2 separate regions of the Homo sapiens genome follow, and region 1 is linked to region 2. A link is a loop called in an ENCODE intact Hi-C map of the cell type or tissue named here. Cell type or tissue: Caco-2. All regions are shown on one strand. Links, peaks and the distances in the headings refer to the core of each region. The heading gives the core; the rest is flanking DNA.

The links. Peaks named below come from ENCODE experiments on the same cell type or tissue, not always from the same donor. Only the 100,000 strongest peaks of a DNase experiment are listed, where the experiment ranks them.
Region 1: a loop joins it to region 2, with 20 times the contacts of the local background. A loop is called at or near these places in 2 of 110 quality-filtered maps.

Annotation. Positions count from the first base shown.
Region 1 is chr3:73,180,104-73,185,482 of GRCh38, reverse strand. The region is part of intron 2 of LOC107986098 (a long non-coding RNA gene); the gene reads right to left. It also overlaps the pseudogene GPATCH11P1. Among named protein-coding and RNA genes, the nearest start is that of EBLN2, 120 kb to the right of the region's middle. In Caco-2, for the core only: no CTCF peak of the experiment used is centred there; no DNase peak of the experiment used is centred there.
Region 2 is chr3:73,091,507-73,096,885 of GRCh38, reverse strand. LOC107986098 (a long non-coding RNA gene) reads right to left here and starts at 1,652. Exons shown (of 3, transcript XR_001740754.1): 1 at 1,530-1,652. It also overlaps the pseudogene RNU6-557P. In Caco-2, for the core only: a CTCF peak has its summit at 2,649 (motif pointing right); a DNase peak (open chromatin) is centred at 2,675.

The DNA of each region.
Region 1 (5,379 bases), core at 210-5,209, 88 kb before region 2:
AAATTAGCGGGGCGTGGTGGTGGGTGCCTGTAGTCCCAGCTACTCAGGAGGCTGAGGCAGGAGAATGGCGTGAACCCGGGAGGCAGAGCTTGCAGTGAGCCAAGATTGTGCCACTGCACTCCAGCCTGGGTGACAGAGCAAGACCTCGTCACAAAAAACAAACAAAAAAAATTATATTGGTGCAAAGTAAAAGCCAACAAAACCTGCTGCATGCCCTAGGAACAACCATTTTGTAATTTTCTGGTAGCTTTTGTAGAGAGACATACTAAGAGAAGTGAGTTATCCTCCAGCTTATGGAGTTTAGATACAACAAACTGAAAAACAACTAGCACCAAAGCAGTCAGGGCCACCCTTGTATTGTGAGCAGCAATTTAATTTCAGCAAAATAACTCCATCCTTAACTTTCAGTTAACATTGTAACTTGGAATTTCAGTGGTTCTTATTTATATGCAGTTTGTAAACGTGTGTTGACTTTACGGTTGTGCTGTGATAGCAGATGTGAGTGAAGATCTAAAGTGGGGTTTCTCAACCTCAACACTACTGACATCTGGGCTGGATAACTGTCTGATGTAGGGGACTGTTCTGTGCATTGCAGGATTTAGTAGCATCCCTGCCCTCTACTCACTAGATGCCAGTAGCAAACATCCCCAAACCACCTCTAGTTGTGACCATCAACAGGGTCTCTACATGAACAGACACTTCGCAAAAGATGACATACATGTGGCCAACAAGCACGTGAAAAAATGTTCAATATCACAATCATTAGAGAAATGCAAATCAAAACCACAGTGAGATACTAGCTCGCACCAGTCAGAATGGTTAGTATTAAAAAGTCAAAAAATAATAGACGCTGGCAAGGTTTTGGAAAAAAAGGAATGCTTATACACTACTGGTGGGAATGTAAATTAGTTCGACCACTGTGGAAAGCAGTTTGGTGATTTCTCAAAGAACTCAAAGCAGAATTACCATTCGATTCAGCAATCCCATTATTGGTTATATACTGAAAGGAATATAAATCATTTTACCATAAAGACAATTGCACTCATATGATCATTGCAGCACTGTTCACAATAGCAAAGATATGGAATCAACTTGGGTGCCCATCAATAGTAGACTAGATAAAGAAAATGTGGTACATATACACCATGGAACACCATGCAGTCATAAAAAAGAGCAAGATTATGCCCTTTGCAGCAACACAGGTGGAGCTGGAAGTCATTATACTAAGTGAACTAACAGGAATAGAAAACGAAATACCACATGTTCTCACTCATAAGTGGGAGCTAAACACTGAGTGCATATGGACACAAAGAAGGGAACAGCAGACACCAGGGACTACTTGAGGTGGAGGGTAGAAGACGGGAGAGGACCAAAAAACTACCTATAGGATAATATTCTTATTACATCAGTGACAAAATGATCTGTATACCAAACCCATGCAACATGTAGTTTACCTGCCCATGTACCCCTGAACTTAAAATAAAATTTAAAACCAACAAAACAAAATAGTGTCTCTAGATACTACCAAATGTTTCCCGGAGGGTAAAATTGTCCCCAGTTTAAAACCACTGACCTAAAATATGTGTTGGGGTCCAGGCAGGAAAGAGATAACATACTCAGGTTGAATAATTTAAGGAGAATTTAAAATAGATACTAGTTATAAAAGTGTAGGGAGGGTATAAGGAAAGATAATTACCAAAGTCCTAAAGGAGCAAAATAAGGGTGAAGCATGTTGGGGGTCAAGGGAGAGACAGAGAGGGAAGGAGGAGAAGGGGGGTGCAGAGATGGAGATAGGGGCACAGATCCTATTGAGAGGACATCCTATTAGAAGCTGAGACCTGCAGGTAAGAGGTAAAGTGATACATTAATGCCCTGACTTCACAGTCTGGGCTCCCCATGAGCTGAACCCAATCAGGTGCCAAAAGACAAGGGAGCGCACTGATAAGGTTCAGACAGGTCAGCCTCCCAGGGCATAGAGCAGAGTGGAGGGAGGGAACATAGTGTAGGTTAGAGGAGCAAACAGAAAACATCCACCACACCTAGTTCTCCAATTTTGAGAATTTAAGAAACGATTAAAAATGGTAGGCAGCCGAGGCCCTGAAGTCCATCGCCGGTCGGTGCACGCTTGTGCAGCACGCACTCCCCGGAGCTGAACCAGGGTGAGTAGAGAGCTGTCAGATGCTATAGCCATATGAAGTTGAACATGGCAGAAGAAGAGGACTAACGTCTGATTCCTTCATTAATGTCCAAGAAGATATCAGACCAGGCTTGCCAATGCTAAGGCAAATCCGGGAAGCCCGTGGAAAAGAAGAAAAGCAACAGGAAGCTAACTTGAAACATAGGCAGAAGAGTTTAAAAGAAGAAGAACAAAAAAGACGTAACATTGGGTTGAAGAATGCACTAGGCTATGAAAACAAAGGGTTTGCCTTGCTCCAAAAGATGGGCTATAAAAGTGGTCAGGCACTTGGCAAGGGTAGGGGTGGTATTGTTGAACCCATTCCTCTCAATATCAAAACAGGGAAAAGTGGCATTTGGTCATAAGGCATCATTAAAACGGAAAGCAGAGGAAAAATTAGAAAGCTACGGAAAAAAGATTCACATGATGAATAACCAAGCTGAAGAAAAAGCTGCAGACCAGTTTCGAATGCGACTTAAAAATAAGCAAGATGAAATGAAGCTAGAAGGAGATCACAGAAGAAGCCAGCAAGTCTGTCAACAATTGGACACCCAGAAAAATATTCAGGTTCCCAGGGAAGCATGGTACTGGTTGAGGCTTGAAAAGGAGACTGAAGATGAAGAAGAAAAAGAACAGGATGAAGATGAATATAAGAGTGAAGATTTAAGTGTACTGGAAAAATTACAAATATTGACTAGTTATTTAAGAGAAGAACTTCTGTATAGTATTTGGTGTGGAACAGCCTATGAAGATAAAGAAGACCTATCTTCAAATTGTCCAGGACCAACTTCGCAGATCATGACTAAGATTATTCCCAATAAACTGGAAACTTGAAAAATGTTATTATTTCCTAGGGATAGACAATTCAGCAGTTAGAAATCCCAAATTTTTTATGCCAGTAAAGAAAGAGGGACTTTATATAATGTTTTGTTCTTTTTGTACTTTAGAATGTGAGAGTTCACTGACTTGAAAAAAATAATGCAATGCCATTTCAGAACACAAGTGTCATAGAGATGGACAGTTACAGTTTATTGCTGTATTGTGATAGGTGAGGGGTTTAAGGACACCAACAGGTAACTCTCTTACTCCCCTCTTCACTTTGGAACAAATTGAGAAATAAGAAACAGGAGTCAGAGGAAGAGAAAAATATCCACTTTATCAGTGAATAAGCTGAAATAGAGAAGGTTGAATTTTTCTCCAATCAGACACTGTAATATTTCTCCCTGATTGGAGAGAACTGCGGGCCTCTGCCTTCTTGGGGCAGAGCTCATCTTTGCATTCTGAGACCAGTTAGCTTTCAAGGTCCACCAAGGGCTGGACCACACATGCTCAGTTCCTTCTTGTATCACCCATGGGATGAGACAGTTCTTTGTTGGGAAGGAATGAATGAGGGTTCAGAGAGCTTTTTCCTACACTTCTCGCTTTGGAGGAGCAAGGAGAAGTTCCCTTCCCTCCATCCAAGCATGAAGAGGAGGGGAAACGTATTCCCCGCAATAAGACTCATGTCAGAGGCAATGTTCCACCAGTACTACTAAATTCTAATCCATTTTACAGACAAAATAACTGTGATAATTTCTGGTAAAATCATGAGTTTTCATGACAATGTCTACATCCATTAAATGTGATCTATTGGAAGTTTTGGCTTTAGAAACTTAAGAATTGTGAGGAAACTCAAATATCATGTGATCCAAGTACTTACTGAATTTGGAAACCCCTTGATAGCATTCCCAGTGAGTGGTAATTCAACCTTTGCTTTTATTCTTCCCTCCACAGAGAGCTCACTGCTTTAAAACCATTCCAGGCCGGGCGCGGTGGCTCACACCTATAATCCCAGCACTTTTGGAGGCAGAGGCGGGCGGATCATGAGGTCAAGAGATTGAGACCATCCTGGCCAACATGATGAAACCCCATCTCTACTAAAAATACAAAAATTAGCTGGGCATGGTGGCGCATGCCTGTTGTCCCAGCTACTAGGGAGGCTGAGGCAGGAGAATTGCTTGAACCCGGGAAAGCAGGTTGCAGTGAGCCGAGATCGTGCCACTGCACTCCAGCCTGGCAACAAAGCAAGACTCCATTTCAAAAAAAAAAAAAAAAAAAAATCCATTATTACTGGGTAGCCCTAAATTATTTTCATTGTTTTCTCTTAAACTGGCATCTGCTTCCCTGTAATTTTACTGAATACAGCTAAGGACATACCATGTGGCATACTATGAGAGAGCTCCATCCAGGGTGAGGCATCAAAATCATGAACCTTTTTAAAAGTTCATATGCTCAGATGTCTCTCTTAGTGACTGATTTTGATTTATCTAGTCTAAAGCAGTTCCTGGATATCTATATCTGTATTTATTTTGAAGTCCCAAGAATGAATGACAAGCACCTGAGGATAAGAACTAGTGCTGAGATTAAGTATGGTGCATCACTAGTCTTTGGATAGAGTTGTGATCACCTGTGTCATTTTATAGCCCACCTTTTAGTTGCATTGAGCAAGAGATCAACCTCTTTTTTTATTAGAAACAGCATACATAAGAAAATCACAAAAACTAACCTGTACTTGCTAGGGTAAGATAATCAGTAGTAAAACTTGTATTAATCTCTGACCTAATATGAGCTAATTCACTTTTCAAGTTTAACTTAGGGGTCTTTACAAAATAATAATAAAAGGATCCCACCCCAAGAGATTCTGATGCCACTGGTCACTATGACTTGGGCATCAGTGGCCTTGATTCTAAAATGCAGCCTAGCTTGAGCCACTAATCTAGTTAACTTCTGGGCCTCAGTTCTTCATCCAGAAAACTAATCATTATTTTTATGAATGTAAATATATATATATATATATGTGTGTGTGTATATATATATATGTGTGTGTGTGTATATATATATATATATCTAAGTTTATATGGTTGGATGCTATTGTTTAATAATTTTTTGGTTTAAAAAAATTATAAAATTGGCTGAGCACAGTAGCTCACTCCTGTAATCCTGGCACTTGAGGAGGCCAAGGCAGGCAGATCACTTGAAGCCAGCAGTTTGAGACCAGCCTGGCCAACATGGTGAAACCCCATCTCTACTAAAAATACAAAAACTAGCTGGGCATGGTGGCACACACCTGTAATCCAGCTACTCAGAAGGCTGAGGCATGAGAATTGCTTGAACCTAAGAGGCAGAGATTGCAGTGAGCTGAGATCATGCTACTGCACTCTAGC
Region 2 (5,379 bases), core at 79-5,078:
GGCTGTTGTGGGCATCAGAATCCTGGGAACCCTTTTTCGAAATACAAATTCCTGGGACCCCCAACCAGAGCTTCAGAATCCGCAGGCTGGGGCCTGGCACGTATTAAAAGCTCCCCACGTGACTCTATTGACCACCCTGGATGTAAACCAATGATCCAGTTTGAGGCCCATTATGCAGCTGGTAAACAGAGAACCAGGGGTGCAAGTGGCCCCCACATAGTGACCTAGAAGGTCAGTGCCAGGCTGGGACCCCAGCTCCGGCAGCCTCCCTAAGATTTCCTTAAAGTACGTTTTCCCTGCTCCAACGTGTGCCATGAGCTTGTTGGTTTATCAGGCTGAGCTGCTTAACATAAATGAATGGCAACAGCAAATTTCCAGGACAGAGTCACAAAGGTCACCAGACCTTGGTGCAGGACAAGCTGTTCCAATCATACACGTTGCCTATTTTCATCCTCACTACAGGCCAAGAGACAAAACTACAATCATGCCCATTTCACAGATTGGGACACAGAGAACTTGAGAAGACATCTGTTTCAGCTGGGCTCAAATAGAACTAAGTCACCACATCACTGCTGCCTCCACTTCCCTAATAGCTAAGCTCACCTCCCAGGCACCAGTTTAAGCCTTTTACAAAGTCTAGGGTTGTGCGAGATCTATGCTGCACTAAATATACTCTTATTATTCCTATTTAACTCATGATCCACTGACACTAACATATATTGAGGCCTATTATGCAGCAGGTGCTTTGTCAGGTGCTAGTCATTCTTCGTAGCATTTAATTATTTCAACAGAAGGCCCATTGCTCTACCCATTTTAGAGATCAGGAAACCAAGGTTTGGAGAAGTGAGTAATTTGACCAAATTTGCACAGCTGCTAAATGGCACAGGCGCCTATGCTTTGATGCTCTCGTCATAGTATATGGACGGGATGGGTGCAGTGGCTCACACCTGTAATCCCAGCACTTTGGGAGGCTGAGGTGGGCGGATCACTTGAGGCCGGGAGTTTGAGACCAGCCTGGCCAACATGGTAAAACCCCATCTCTACTAAAAAGTACACACACACAAAAAAAATTAGCTGGGCATGGTGGCTCATGCCTGTAATCCCAGCTACCCGGGAGGCTGAGGCACAAGAATCAGTTGAACCCAGGAGGCAGAGGTTGCCATGAGCCAAGATCACGGGCTCTGGCCTGGGTGACAGAGTGACACTTTGTGTCCAAAAAAAAAACAGTACATGGACAGTGTACTGCCTTCATCTGGAGAATGTAAGCTCCCTATGGGCGACTTCCATTCTATATGTAACTTATATACTAATAGACAACTTATAAGCTACTTATCCTAACTAACTTATATATAGTATAAGTGTGGTTTTGCACACCATTTTTGCTCAATGCCAGACCCATGCATAGCGGCGGGCACGCTGTAGGTCTTCCAATAATCCAGTTCAGTGCAATTAAATCCAACTCAACATGACAAAGACTGAAACGTTCAGCCCCTCCTGGAAACAAATAGTACCTGCGGTCCACACCTCACCTTTGTAGCTCCCGGCACTGGGCCCAGCACCCAGCAGGGACTCCTGGGTGACAGCCGTGAATGCTGAATACCGCTTCGAGGGGAGCTGTTTCCTCCGGAGCGTCCTAGGGGAGGATCTACAAAGAGGCCTTTTTGTTTGCGGCTGCGCAGCAAGCCCCCAGCAGGCCTCTGGGGAAAGCTGAGCAGAAAGCAGGCGGGTGGTTGAGCAATGGTGGAGGTGGGGACTGCTCCCCCTGGATCACCCTCCAGCACTACCAGTTCCCTCTCCAGAGCCAGCAACCCCGTGGGCGTCCAGCAGCCCCTCACTCCTGCCAAGCCAGGCAGGAAGCATGGCCTCTGCTTACTCCCAGTCCAGTCCCCTGAAGGGACTTGGTCTAAACCAGTGAGGTGTTTTCCACCGAAACTCTTCAATCAGCTCTTGTCATTCACTGGCCTCTTCTCTGTTTGATAGTGAGGCTTTGCCTTTGGAAAGGTTTTGTTCTGCCCTTCAGGGACACCCAAGCTGGTCCTGAGATAGTGAGTGCAGCGTGGCTTTTCCGAGGGTGTGCTCTACTGTAGAGGGTCTCTACTAAAAATACAAAAATTAGCCGGGCGTGGTGGTGCATGCCTGTAATCCCAGCACTTTGGGAGGCCAAAGCGGGGGGATCACTTGGGGTCAAGAGTTCAAAACCAGTCTGGCCAACATGGCGAAACCGCATTTCTACTAAAAATACAAAAATTACCTATGCATGGTGGTGGGCGCCTGTAATCCTAGCCACTCAGGGGCTCAGGCAGGAGAATCCCCACAGGCAAGTGGAGGTTGCAGTGAGCCGAGATCTGGGTGACAGAACAAGACACTGTCTCAAAAAAAAAAAGAAAAGAAAAGAAAGGCATGGTGGTGGCAGGAAGCACAGGAAATGACTCATGGGCATCTGGGAGGAAGCAGGGCACACTTGAGTGGAGAGGAGGGGTGACCAGGAGGGGAAGACAGGGAGTGCACCCCAACAGCAGGGGCGTCGCAGCAGGGAATGGGATTTCACCGGGAGAGAGAAAATGATTGCCCTGGGTCCTTGTTAATTGAAATACCAAAATTCCCCAGCAGATGGAAAACAAAGGCTTCTAAGAGATTCACTGTGCACCTCATTGGGTCGTATCTGAGACTACAGCGACACGTGTGGCCACCATCAGCACACATCCCATTAATGGTCCACACAAGCACAAATTCACATGGTCCATTCAGTCATAGACTAAACATCCAAATATGTAAGCCTGGCTGGGCATGGTGGCTCACACCTGTAATCCCAGCACTTTGGGAGGCTGAGGTGGGCGGATCACTTGAGGCCAGGATTTCGAGACCAGCCTGGCCAACATGGCAAAACCCCGTCTCTACTAAAAATACAAAAATTAGCTGGGCGTGGCCCAGCATGCCTTAATCCCAGCTACTTGGGAGGCTGAGGCAGTGGAATTGCTTAAACTTGGGAGGCTGAGGCAGGAGAATTGCTTGAACCTGGGAAGCGGAAGTTGCAGTGAACCGAGATTACGCCACTGCACTGCAGCCTGGCCAACCCAGTTGAGACTCCGTCTCAAAAAAAAAAAAAAAAAAAAAAGTAAGCCTATGCTATGGGTTCTTTCTCATCCAGTCTTGATGTCATAAAATATGGGACAAAAAAAAATGTTGTAGCATATTGAAAATTTATCATAAATGTAAACAACAGGAACTGAGTAGAACTCTGTCAGAGGAGACAAACATATATTTCCTTGACCAACAAGACATAGAAAAAGTTAGCAAAGTTTTGATTAAGCCAAATATTTTCTGAATTCCAGGAATTTTTACATAAATATAAAACTGAGTATAAGAGCATTTTTATTTTAATTTTTTAAAATTTTAAGCCCATCCTTTAATATTTTAGAGTAGAATTGGGAAAGTACCCCTCAGTAACAAGGAAAACTGTACAATGGAGTTAATTCAAGTCCTGCTTTTATGTTCGTCACTGAAGAATTCTGTGGCACACTGAAAATTTCGCTTTTATAAGCTTTTTAAAGGAGAGAGAAAGAGAGAGAGACGGATGACTCCAGCTCCATCACCCAGGGTGGAATGCAGTGTCATGATCACGGCTCACTGCAGCCTCCACCTCCTGGACCCAAATGATCCTCCCACCTTGGCCTCCTGAATAGCTAGTGCCACACACAGGCTTGCACCACCATATCCACCTAATTAAAAACAAAAATTGTAGAGATGGGGGCCTCTTGCCGTGTTGCTCAGGCTAGTCTTGAACTCCCGGCCTCAAGCAATCCTCCCTCCTTGGCCTCCCAAAGTGCTGGGATTACAATCGTGAGCCACCACGCCTGGTCTCAAAACTACGTTTTCTTCTATGTTTTTCATTTTATGATAATATCCTGGTATGTTTCCAGTTCACCTACAGAATGGCTCCTCCAAAAAACTATGAAGTACTTATGTTTTGTCTATTTTCTGAAGACAGTGAGGGTGAATATTGTCCCAGGTATAAACCTTTGGAAACATAACTTTCAGGATCCTGCAGGCCCTTTAAATTATAATTCTGTGTTCAAGGCTTGTCTTCTCCAAAAGCAGATGGAAGTTGGCCATGACTTACAATCATCATTGAAATCATGAACCTAAATCTTACACTCTCCACACTCCTTATGCCCCCTCCAAATGTCCCATAAGAGCTCTCAGTTCCTACTTCAGGAAGGAGGGAGGGAGGGAGGAACAAAAGAGGAAGGGAGAGAAGGGAATGGGGAATGGGAGAAAGAAGCAGTTTAGGTTACTTCAAAAGCAGGGCTGGGTGCGGTGGCTCATGCCTGTAATCCCAGTACTTTGGGAGGCCAAGGCCGGCGGATCAACTGAAATCAGGAGGTCAAGACCAGCCTGGTCAACATAGTGAAATCCCATCTCTACTAAAAATACAAAAATTAGTTGGGCGTGGAGGCAGCCGCCTGCAATCCCGGCTACTTGGGAGACTGAGGCAAGAGAATCTCTTGAACCTGGGAGATGGAGTCTGCAGTGAGCCGAGATCGCGCTGTTGCACTCCAACCTGGGAGACAAGAATGAAACTCATCTCAAAAATAAATAAATAAAAATAAATTTAAAAAGCAGATAGCATGCTTGCTTCGGCAGTACATATACTAAAATTGGAACAATATAGGCAAGATTAGCATGGCCCCTGCATTTAAAAATAAAAAATAGGCCAGGTGCAGTGGCTCACACTTGTAATCCCCACACTTTAGGAGGCCAAGGCAGGCGGATCACCTGAGGTCGGGAGTTTGCGACCAGCCTGACCAACAGGGAGAAACCTCGTCTCTACAAAAATACAAAATTAGCCGGGCATGGTGGCACATGCCTGTAATCCCAGCTACTTGGGAGGCTGAGGCAGGAGAATCGCTTGAACCCAGTAGGCGGGGGTTGCGGTGAGCCAAGATCGCGCCATTGCACTCCAGCCTGGACAACAAAAGCAAAACACTGTCTCAAAAAATAATAATAAAATAAAAAATAAAAAATAATTAAAAAAAAAAAAGCAAGTAACATATACTCATTGAACCAGGATTCCTATTTCTAGGAACTCATCTTACATACACACTTGTCCGCTTGTGAAATGATACATGTACAAGATTAAAAGACTCTTTGTATTAGCAAAAAATAAAAATAAAAATTGACAAGAACCTAAAATTTCATCTGGAAGGGATAAATTAATTACAGATTAAATCTGTACTATTAGGAGTTAAACAGGTACAATGGAATACACTGCAGCTATAAGAAAGAATAAAGAGGGTCCGTATTAACTGTTGTGTAATCATCTTCAAAATACACTGTTAGACGTAAGGGGTAAAAAAAGGGCCCGGGCCTGGTGGCTCA